Regions from separate parts of the Mus musculus genome. Here region 2 is linked to region 1. A link is a loop called in an ENCODE intact Hi-C map of the cell type or tissue named here. Cell type or tissue: gastrocnemius. All regions are shown on one strand. Each heading gives the region's core, and the rest is flanking DNA. Links, peaks and the distances in the headings are about the cores only.

Evidence for each region. Peaks named below come from ENCODE experiments on the same cell type or tissue, not always from the same donor. Only the 100,000 strongest peaks of a DNase experiment are listed, where the experiment ranks them.
Region 2: it touches region 1 in a loop (2.3-fold over the local background); 1 of 42 quality-filtered maps calls a loop at or near these places.

What each region holds. Positions count from the first base shown.
Region 1 is chr11:75,677,934-75,682,824 of GRCm38, forward strand. Crk (v-crk avian sarcoma virus CT10 oncogene homolog) reads left to right here and starts at 1,326. Exons shown (of 3, transcript NM_133656.5): 1 at 1,326-1,731. The coding sequence starts at 1,491. In gastrocnemius, for the core only: CTCF peaks have their summits at 1,546 and 2,163; DNase peaks (open chromatin) are centred at 1,270 and 1,832; H3K4me3 peaks cover 2,500 bases; H3K27ac peaks cover 2,500 bases.
Region 2 is chr11:75,585,751-75,590,641 of GRCm38, forward strand. It overlaps Pitpna (phosphatidylinositol transfer protein, alpha), which reads left to right and starts at 2,329. Exons shown (of 12, transcript NM_008850.2): 1 at 2,329-2,602. The coding sequence starts at 2,583. 4931413K12Rik (RIKEN cDNA 4931413K12 gene) reads right to left here. Exons shown (of 2, transcript NR_166698.1): 2 at 4,274-4,891. In gastrocnemius, for the core only: a CTCF peak has its summit at 2,386; DNase peaks (open chromatin) are centred at 2,307 and 3,052; H3K4me3 peaks cover 1,878 bases; H3K27ac peaks cover 2,215 bases.

The sequences.
Region 1 (4,891 bases), core at 1,164-3,663:
GCTGTCCTGAAAAGGGAGAGAGGATAGTCATTTGCCCCAAAGGGCCAGAATTTACACTGGATGGCTTCTGCTGCTAGTTCCTGGTGACTAAGCTAGATCAAGATGAGTCACTGGTAACAAGGAAGGGGCCCTTTTCCCTGCTGTCTCTCCCAGGGCTGGCCCAGACTATGGGTGGGAGCTCTGGAAGGCCGGAGCTATTGACTAGGCTAAGGATAACTTTGGTTTTGTAGTGAGACCGGGTCTCACTATATACAAAACACAGTAGTAACAGCTATGCAATGGTGGCACACACCTTTAATCCCAGCACTGGGAGGCAGAGGCAGGTGGATCTTTGGGTTCGAGGTCAGCCTGGTCTATAAAGTGAATTCCAGGATAGCAAGAGCTATACAGAGAAACCCTTCCCTCCCCCATTTTTTTATTAATTTTTTGAGATAGATGAAGATGATCATGAAGGAAGTAAAAGTAGGAGATACACCTGGCTACAACTGAGAGTTTAAAAAAAAATCTGGCTGGTGGATATGGGAGCCCCAATAGAGAGAACTCCATTTTTTTTTTTTTTTTTTTTTGGCCTGGCTGGGCATTTTGTTTTCTTTGCCTTGAGTACCCTTCCCCACTTCATTTAACATCCTACCATTCACCCTAGGTCATCTTATCTGTGGACCCCTTCCTCTTATTTGTTTTGGTTTTATAATACAGGGCCTCAGACTCACAGGGATCCTCCTGTCTCAACTCCTGAGAGGTTGGGATAACTGTCATGAGTCACTTTACCCAGCCCTTGGGTCTCTCCAGGACTACTTAGTTGATTTCCTTGTGTTTCTGCCCCCCCCCCGCCCCCATAGCAGATGTTGTTTCCTGGTCCCTCCCATAGGTGTGTGAATTCAGTGACTTAAAGCCAGTCTGGGTCAGCACTGCACCTGCGCGGCAAATGCGGTATCTGTGGCTGCTCATAGATAACAAGAACTTCAGCTGACCTCGGGGGAAACCGAAGGAAACACGGGGAAAAGACCAGCAAGTCAGGGAGCTTTGAGGGCGACTATCATCCTCGGACCACATCATCTTTTTTAACTTCAGTCCTTTTCTTGGTGTTGCTACTTGTAGGTTCTGGGAGAAAAGACCGGCCGCTACCAATCTGTCAAACACGGATCAGTCAATTTGTAGGTTGAGGCTCCGCCCCTTAGACCTAGACTCCGCCTCCCCATCCTCCGCGGTTGGGGTCTGGGCCTGGCGGCGACGCCCAGGACGCCGCATGCGCACTGAGGGCCCCAAGGACTCCGTTTCCCTTCTCCCAATGGCGGGCGTCGGTCCCCTTCCCGGCAGCCTCCCTCGGGTAGAGGGCGCGTCATTTCCGGTGGGGAAGGCCCGCGGCCGCCGCCGCCATTTCGGGCGCTGCTGGGAGGCTGACACCGGAGCCGGTCCGCTGGGCGGCGGGCGCCAGGGCTGGAGGGGCGCGCGTGCCGGCGGCGGCCCAGCGTGAAAGCGCGGAGGCGGCCATGGCGGGCAACTTCGACTCGGAGGAGCGGAGTAGCTGGTACTGGGGCCGCCTGAGCCGGCAGGAGGCGGTGGCGCTATTGCAGGGCCAGCGGCACGGGGTGTTCCTGGTGCGGGACTCGAGCACCAGCCCCGGGGACTATGTGCTTAGCGTCTCCGAAAACTCGCGCGTCTCCCACTACATCATCAACAGCAGCGGCCCGCGCCCTCCAGTGCCTCCGTCGCCCGCTCAGCCTCCGCCGGGTGAGGGACAGGCGGGTGGGAGGCCCGGGCGGGGGTGAGGGCCGTAGAACCCTGGTCTGCTGCAGGAGGGACGTGGGCAGAGAGGGCTAGAGTGAACCTGGCGGGGGAGCTGTCTTCTGAGCAAGCTGGTTCCCACCGATGAGCGGGATTGTGGGGGAGGAGGAGCTGCTCACCGAGGCCTCTGGGTGTGCCTTGGGAGCCGGGGAAGGGGAACTGCTGCGGCCCCGGGGTGGGGCTGGGCGCCAGGGTCAGGCCCAAGGGCAGGGCAGGGCTAGGCAACTTGGGGACAATGAGTTAATGGGGATGTTACGGGGACATCATTTGGCAGTGGTACTCAGAATGGCTCTGCTAATCCTACAAGTGGCTTTTAGGCTTGAAACGTTTCCTGCAGTGTTAGAGCCGGGTTTGGCCATACTCCCCTGGTGGCCTTCGGTAGGAAGTCACCACGTACTGACTGGCTGGCTGGGAGGGATGGAGACACCCTCAGGAAGCCGGTCAGCTTTTTCCTTTCTTGGGCATTTTTCCAAAATATCTTTACCGTGCTCTTCCCTTGTGGAAGGTGGTGAACTAAGTGACTTGGTGATAGAAAAAAAATCCTTCTGTGACCAGCCCCGCGTAATTGAAGCCTAGCAGGCAAATTGTGTCCAAGAGGTTTTAAGTGTCCAAAAAAACTGCCCGCTGCAACTAGAGTTTCTAGTTTCAAAGTGATTAGTGGAGGAAGATTTTTTTCCTTTAGAAAACAAACAAACAAACAAACAAACAGGCATAAGCCAGTGAGAACAACCTTGGAAGTGAATGGCACTTCATTCTCCCTGGATTTACTTAAAAAGTGTCAGACACGTACTTCTGGGTCTTTTCTTGCTCTCTAAGTTGGTGTTGTGGTCAAAATCTTCCAGGATATGAGAACAGACCTGGCTAGCAGATAAACACCAAGAATAATTATCCCACTGTTTCCTCGTCAAGGACCATTGAGTTTTAACTGTCTTAGCTGTCTTATTGCAGTTGTCTTGGCAATGTTAAGGGAATTCATGCACTTAGCCCTTGACGTTTATGAGATGAACAGTGATTCTGAGATTTCTGTTGTCTCTGTGTATAACAGCACCAAGCTTCTTGCTTTCTGGATGTTTGAAGTGTAAGCTTTTTCCTTCTAGAGCTGAGCTAGTCTCATGAATGGAGACTCACTGGTTAGCCTTGTAGCAGACTTGCATTTTTGGGATAGCTCTAATTTAGATTTACTCCCTTTGGCCACAAAGTGGGATTCGACGGTTCTTTGTGTTAGCACACAAGTTAAGGGGAAAATTTGAGTATTGAAGTCTTTTTAGTTAACAGATATAGACCTTTCTACGTCTTGTTGTTTTTTTTTTTTTTAAGATTTATTTATTATATGTAAGTACACTGTAGCTGTCTTCAGACACACCAGAAGAGGGTATCAGATCTCATTACAGATGGTTGGAAGCCACCATGTGGTTGCTGGGATTTGAACTCAGGACCTCTGGAAGAGCAGTCAGTGCTCTTAACCATCTCCAGCCCCTTGTTGGTTTGATAATATAAAATCAGATAGGAATATTAATGCAACACAATTGCCCTAAACAAAGTAAATTCTATATTTGTGCTATCTGTAAAATAATCTATTGTTTTGTGCTAAGTGCAATAGTAAGATGAAATAGTAAGATGAAATTCAATTCTCATCCAGATTTCATAGTTCATGCTTCTAATCTTGGCACCTAGGAGGCTGGTGCAAGAAGATTTTTAAAAGTTCCAGGCCATCCTGGGAAACTTAGAAAGACTGCCTCAAAGTAAAAGTTATGTGAAGGGTTGTGACTGGGGATCTAGTTGAGTGGTAGTTTATTTGCCTGGCATTTGGGCAGGCTAGGTTTTATTCCCAATAGTTGGGGGTGAGGGATTCAGTCCTCTGCTTTCTCTGTATTTTATTAGAAAATGTGGGAAAAGCATTAGGCAGGCTTATTAGTTTAATAGTTCTCTATACCTGGGCATTGTGGTTTTATATCTCAGTAGCTCCACCTTTTCAAAATAGGTGGTTGGCCTCAAAGAGGAGAAGATTGCCAGTTTGTGGGTTAGGTGTGGAAAGTTCATTGGCTTTGTGGCAATTTGTTCTGTCACGTTCCCCAATTTCTCTATAGGTCAGTCAGTTCACTTGCTAGTTTTTGTTGTTGTTGTTTGTTTGTTTGTTTTTTGTTTGTTCGAGACAGGGTTTCTCTGTGTAGCTCTGGCTGTCCTGGAACTCACTTTGTAGACCAGGCTGGCCTCGAACTCAGAAATCCATCTGCCTCTGCCTCCCAAGTGCTGGAATTAAAGGCATGCGCCACCACTGCCCAGCTGCTTGCTGTCTTTATGATGGTTACTTAATCGCTGTCCTTCTCCCCATTAAGCTGGTTTTCTTTTGAAGCCACACAGGAATTACTTGAGTTTTAGAGAGGCGTGTATAGTGTATAATTTTAATAGTTAACACTTATTGGTTGATTATTGTATGCTAGATGCTTTGCTAAATGTGGTGTATGCCTTATATAATTCACTGTCAGTGAAACAATCCAATGAGTGAAATATTACAATCTCCATTTATTAAAGTATTTTCTTGGTGCAGGGGGAGAGGAACTAGAAATCTAGTAACTTGTAACATTCAGTATAAGCCAGAATTTGAACTAGACAGGGTGACCTGAGAACTGACCATGTGTTGTATAGTTTTGATAGTCTTTGTTTATTTGCTTTGGGATCGATGCAGTGCACATAGGAAACCCCATTCTTTTGTTTTGAGACAGGGTCTCATTCTGCAGTCCGAGCTGGCCTGCAATTCTCTACATAGACCAGTCTGGCTTTGAACTCAGAAAAATTCTTTTGCTTCTGCCTCCTGAGTACTATAGGAGCCAGCAGCATGGCTCAGTAGGTAAAAGCACACGCCTTGTAAACTTGGAGTTAAGAGAGGGAACCCTGAAGGTTGTTCTGACCTCTGCATGCCCACATCATTCCTGCACATCTATAGTTCTGGCTGGCCTAGAACTCATTATACTGTGTGCACACACTGTAAGAGACATGTGGGTAAGATAGGCCATGGATTGTCACTTTATCCCAGTAACCTTTTTAAATTTGAGATAGGATCTTTTCGTAGCCCTGACATGGGACTAACTATGTAGACCAGGCTAAT
Region 2 (4,891 bases), core at 1,148-3,647, 92 kb before region 1:
ACCATGGAGGAGAGAGAGCCCTGTGCTGGAGGGCCAAGGCCGGAGCACCAGCGGCCAGCCCACTTCTTCAAGCCTGCCTTCCTTTCAGAGTCTTTGCCTTGGATTTTTGTAGTTCTCCTTGCTCTCCTAGAGTTTGATGAATGAATGACCAATAGATAGAACACTTAGAGCAGTCCTGGTCACTGGTCACAGCTGGGTGACAGACAGTATGGCCTCCTACTCCCCAAGTCCTTTCTGAGCCACTATCTCGGGTAGTTCTCTCACATTGCACCCAGGTATCCTTCAGGTACCCCTCTCGGTGAGTACCCCTGTTTGCCAGCCACTTTGCTGTGTCTGAGTGCTATTCACTCAGGCTCCCGGGCCTGCTTTTCTTCCTCCCTTGCTCTCACCCTGTTGCCCTCTTGGCCAATTGGCCAACAAGTCCTGTTTTGCTTTGCTTTGTTTTGTTTTTCCCCTATCCTGAATGCTCCCCGGATTTCTGCCACTACCTCTTCCCTAGTCTCCCTGCCTACATTTGGCCCCATCCAGCCCTCTCTTCTTCCCTTCCTGACCCCACCATTCAGGGAGAAACCGTCTCATGCATCTCATAGCACTCCTGAAACCCCTGGATGCCCTCCCCTGGCCTGCAGCCCACACTATCATCAGCCACGGAGGAACCTATTCCTTCCTAGCTCTTCAGCCTCCAGACTCAATGTTCCCGTTACGTTACTTCTGCTAGTCCGGAGCTCCTCAGTTGTTTCATCAGCTTTACGTGAGCTGGGGTCATCTGTGAAGAGGGAACCTCAGTTGAGAAAACCTTCCCATCAGATTTGCCTTTAGGTAAGCCTGTGGGGCCTTTTTTAGATTAACGGTTGCTATGGGAGGGCTCAGTTCACCCTGGCAGGTACAGTGCCTGGCCAGGTGGTCCTGGGTTGTACAAGAAAGCAGGTTGAGCAAGCCAGTTCAGCAGCTTTCCTCCGTAGCCTCTGCTTCAGTTCCTGCCTTCGGGTTCCTGTAATGTTTTTCCTTGCTAATGGACTCTAGTCTCAAAGTCGTAATAAACCCTTTTCTCCCCAAGTTACCTTTGGTCATGGTCTTTATCACAGCAACAGAAAACCACACTAGGACAAGTCCCTGAATGCAGCCTGTTCCTGACTCCGGCCCTTACGTGTGTCCTTTCTGCTGTGCATGGTCTTCCCCAGCATCTTGTGGATCTCTGGGATGCCGTCCCTCAAGGGACTCCTCACATACACCAGGTGCTGTCCAGTGTGATCCCATCAAACACAACTTCCACCTCCCACCCGTACCCCAAAGCCTGCTGCCAAGCTACCGTTTTCTTCTCTTTCTGGGATTCTGGGATTGAACCTAGGGCCTCCTGCATACGAGGCAAGTGCTCTGACGAGCCACATCCCAACCCTCTCTTCAGCTTTTATGAGACAGCAACTTACTAAGTTTTTCAGGCAGGCTTTGAACGTTCCATCCTTCTGCCTCAGCTCCCAGACAGCTAGGAATTCCCAGACAGCTAGCCTGTACCACTAGCTCTGGCAGCCCCTTTCCTTCCAAGTGCCTGCTACCCCAGCCATCACCTGCCTCCCCTCCATTTGATTACCAGCTCCCTAGGGGCAAGATAGTGCCAGCCTTCTTCTCTCTATTCAGGATATCACAGGCTCTGGTACACAGCAGCCCCACAGCCAATGGTTAGTGGGTGGATGAGAAGACACTAAGATTTTATGTTAGAATCTCAGCTCTACCCAGCACTCAGGAGCCAGAGGCAGGTGGATCTTTGTGAGTTCGAGGCCAACCTGGTCTACAGCGCAAGTTCCAGGACAGCCAGAGCTATATAGTGAGTTCCTGTCTGAAAAAAAGAAAAAAAAAAAATCAAATCTCAGCTACATCATGAAAACACTGTGATGAGCAAATCTAACTTATGCAGCCTTCTTGCCTGTAAACGAGGGCAGTAACAGTATCTTTCTGGTGGAGATGTGGAGTCACGTATTTAGAGGAAGTATATACACACTTGTTTGGTTTTGGTTTCTTGGTGAATCCAAATTAGGCAAGTGCTTCGTGGTTGAACTAAATCTCAAACTCCCTCATTTTATTTTTGACATGCTTGGCTCTCAGTACACCCACCAGCGAAGTCCAAGCATATAGGCACAGTAGCTCCTGATGCAGAAGAGTATTCATACCAAACATGTCTCTTTACCTCTTGACTACCAAACCAGACCTGGGCCCAGATGCTGACACGGACCCGGAGCCACGGCCCATTTAAGGGTGGAGGGGTGGACCCGGGAAGGCCCCGCCCCGCGTGAGGTCAACGCGCACTGCTGCGTCTGACGCTTTGGTTGCCGCAGAGACGCCCCGCCCCCGCGTGGCGCTGCGGAACCGGAGCTCCGGGCGGCGTCGGCAGAGGCGCGGGAGGTGGTGAGGCCAGGGCAGGGCGACAGGAGCCCGCGCGGCGACCGCAGCGAGAGCAGCGGGGACAGAGCAGACCACGACGAAGGCGCACAGGCAGCGGGGCCGGGCCGGGCCACCGGGAGAGCGGCCACCGGGTAGCGGGCGGGAGGCCGGGCTGGCAGCTGGCAGCCGCCGAGCCGCGAAGCGACATGGTGCTGCTCAAGGAGTAGTGAGTGTCGGGTCGGCTGTGCGGAAGCGAGGCGGAAGGGAGGGTCGGGATGACGGCGGCGAAGGCAGATCGCCTGCCGGGGGATGGAGAACACCGGATGGGGCTGTTGGGCCGCTTAGCAGGGGCGGAGAGGACAGCGGGGGCTGGACGGGGCCTGAGGTGGGGCCGGAGGGGCCCGAAGGGGCCAGAGGGTGACAGACAGCACCTGAGGTGGGATCGAATAGGTCGGAGAGGAGGCTGAGAACCGGTGCGGGCCGGTCAGGGCCTGAGGAGGGGTCAAGGGGATAGGGAGATCCAGAGGAGACATTAGGAGGGGCATGGGGAATGGAGAGCGCTGGATGTGGTGTGGCCCTATGGTGGACGCTGTGGGATGAAGGAGCAGGCAGAACTGCCTGAAGGACCGAGGAGTTGTGTAAGGGACCAAGGAGCAGTGGGACAAGGGCAGGCAGCGCCGGTGAGTTGACTGACGCTGGGGAGGGGTTTGAGGCTGAGCTGTACCAAGGGGCAGGGAAGATCAGATAAGGTAGCTCTTGGAATGGAGTTGAGGTGGTGGGGAGGGGTGTTGAGGCGGAACCTGGGGCATGGACAGTGGCTGCCTGAGGCAGCAGAGGAAAAGGGATTGTAATAATTGGTTGCAGAAAAAAGGACTTCAGTCAAAGCCACGCTTGGGTGATGGGATGGGCAAAAGAGTATAGGGGACTGGATGACAGGGTGGGGATGGCATGGTACCCAAGTAGGTGCAGAAGAGGAGGCTTTTGCAAGAAGTTCAGCATGCCTGCTTAGGACTTGGCAACACTTGAATGAAGAGTCTAGAAAATACTGGGCAGGTTCTAAAGTGATGTGAAGGAGTGTGGGTAAGAGAGAAGGGCATTAAGTTAGCAGGGCCCAGGACCGTCCAGGAAGATGATTAAGAATGAATGTGCCTGCTAATGGAAGTGGTGGGGACCAAGACAAGGCTATCCAAGCCTACAGGATGCTGGATGGTGCTGTTTGGAGGAATTGAGGTCCCATAAATGTTTTGGGGGGTGTGGAGCTGTTGATATGGGGGATGGGCAGGGCTTGCAAGGAGATAGATGTTTGTTTGCTCCTGGCTGTCGGGGTGGAGCGGAGGGTGTATTTTGATTGACAGTATGACCTACTCCTGAGGATCATGGTTCTGAGTGGACATCCCAGGGCTTTCTGCTCTCCTCCAGGAGAAATTGGATGTGTGCATAGCCTTTATGGTGTCGATAAGCTTTCCTAGAGGGATGGGCAAGTGGGGCAGCATTGGGCCCTAAGCTACCCAAGTTCAGAAATGGGATATGTCCAAGTAGAGAGAAACTTGGGAAACTCTTATGGCCAAGTGTGCAGAGGGCACTTTGTCTCTCCCCCCCAGGGTTTTCTCCTTGGAGGTGATGAGATGTTGAAGACACAGTGTAGTTTGAATGGCACACAGAAGAGAGCCCGGTGTCATCCTACCTTGACTCTCGAGAACATTTGGAGGCCCCAGTCTTGAGAGCAGCTAATCCAGCCAGAGCCCAGAGCTTCCTGTGGTGAAGAGCAAGAACGCTTGGGTGCCAGTGTTCTCCAAGGAGAACATGGTGCGCTCTGCATTTTAACCCATAGTCTCCAAACGAACGAACGAGTTCTTCTCACTTTTCAGATTAAAAAAAATCTCACTTGAATCCTACAGTCTGTAGAAATGTGTAGTTTTGTAAAGGTCAAACTGGGGAAAGAAAGGCCTTTTGAGGAGACAAGTGAGCCTGGGAGGCAGGTGCTCCTTTCTCATTCTTTGTTCTCCTCACTTGAAGCCTGTCAGGGAAAGGACCAAGGGTGCTGGCAATACGGAACCTGCCGGGCATCTGTGTTTCTGTGTGACGGACAGGGTTCCCTGTGTGTGCATCCCTGGGCAGGAGGGGGCATCCAGATACTTGGCTGTGGGTTGCAGCACTGCAGCCCTGAGACGGACACACGTGAAGGTCATGTCATGGTGAGCATGGCACCAGTCTTGGCCCAGCTGGGCCTCTGCCCTATCCTTTCCCATTGTCCCCCGTGGCTGCTGAGGTGGTTCTGTTCCGAGGGAGCAAGGGAGAAATGTCTGGGTGTGCAGGTGGAAGCAGGCTCAGAGCATCCTTGAAGGCGCTGGACTGTAACTAGTCTGTTCTAAGGGACGGCTTGGACCTCAAGGTTGTCCCTGTTTCTTTTTCTGACACTTCCTCCAACAGGATTTTCCCGGATTTGAGTTCTGCAAATTCTTCGATGTGATTTTTGCTGTGTTCTTGAAGATAAAAGGCGTATTGTTTTCTAGGA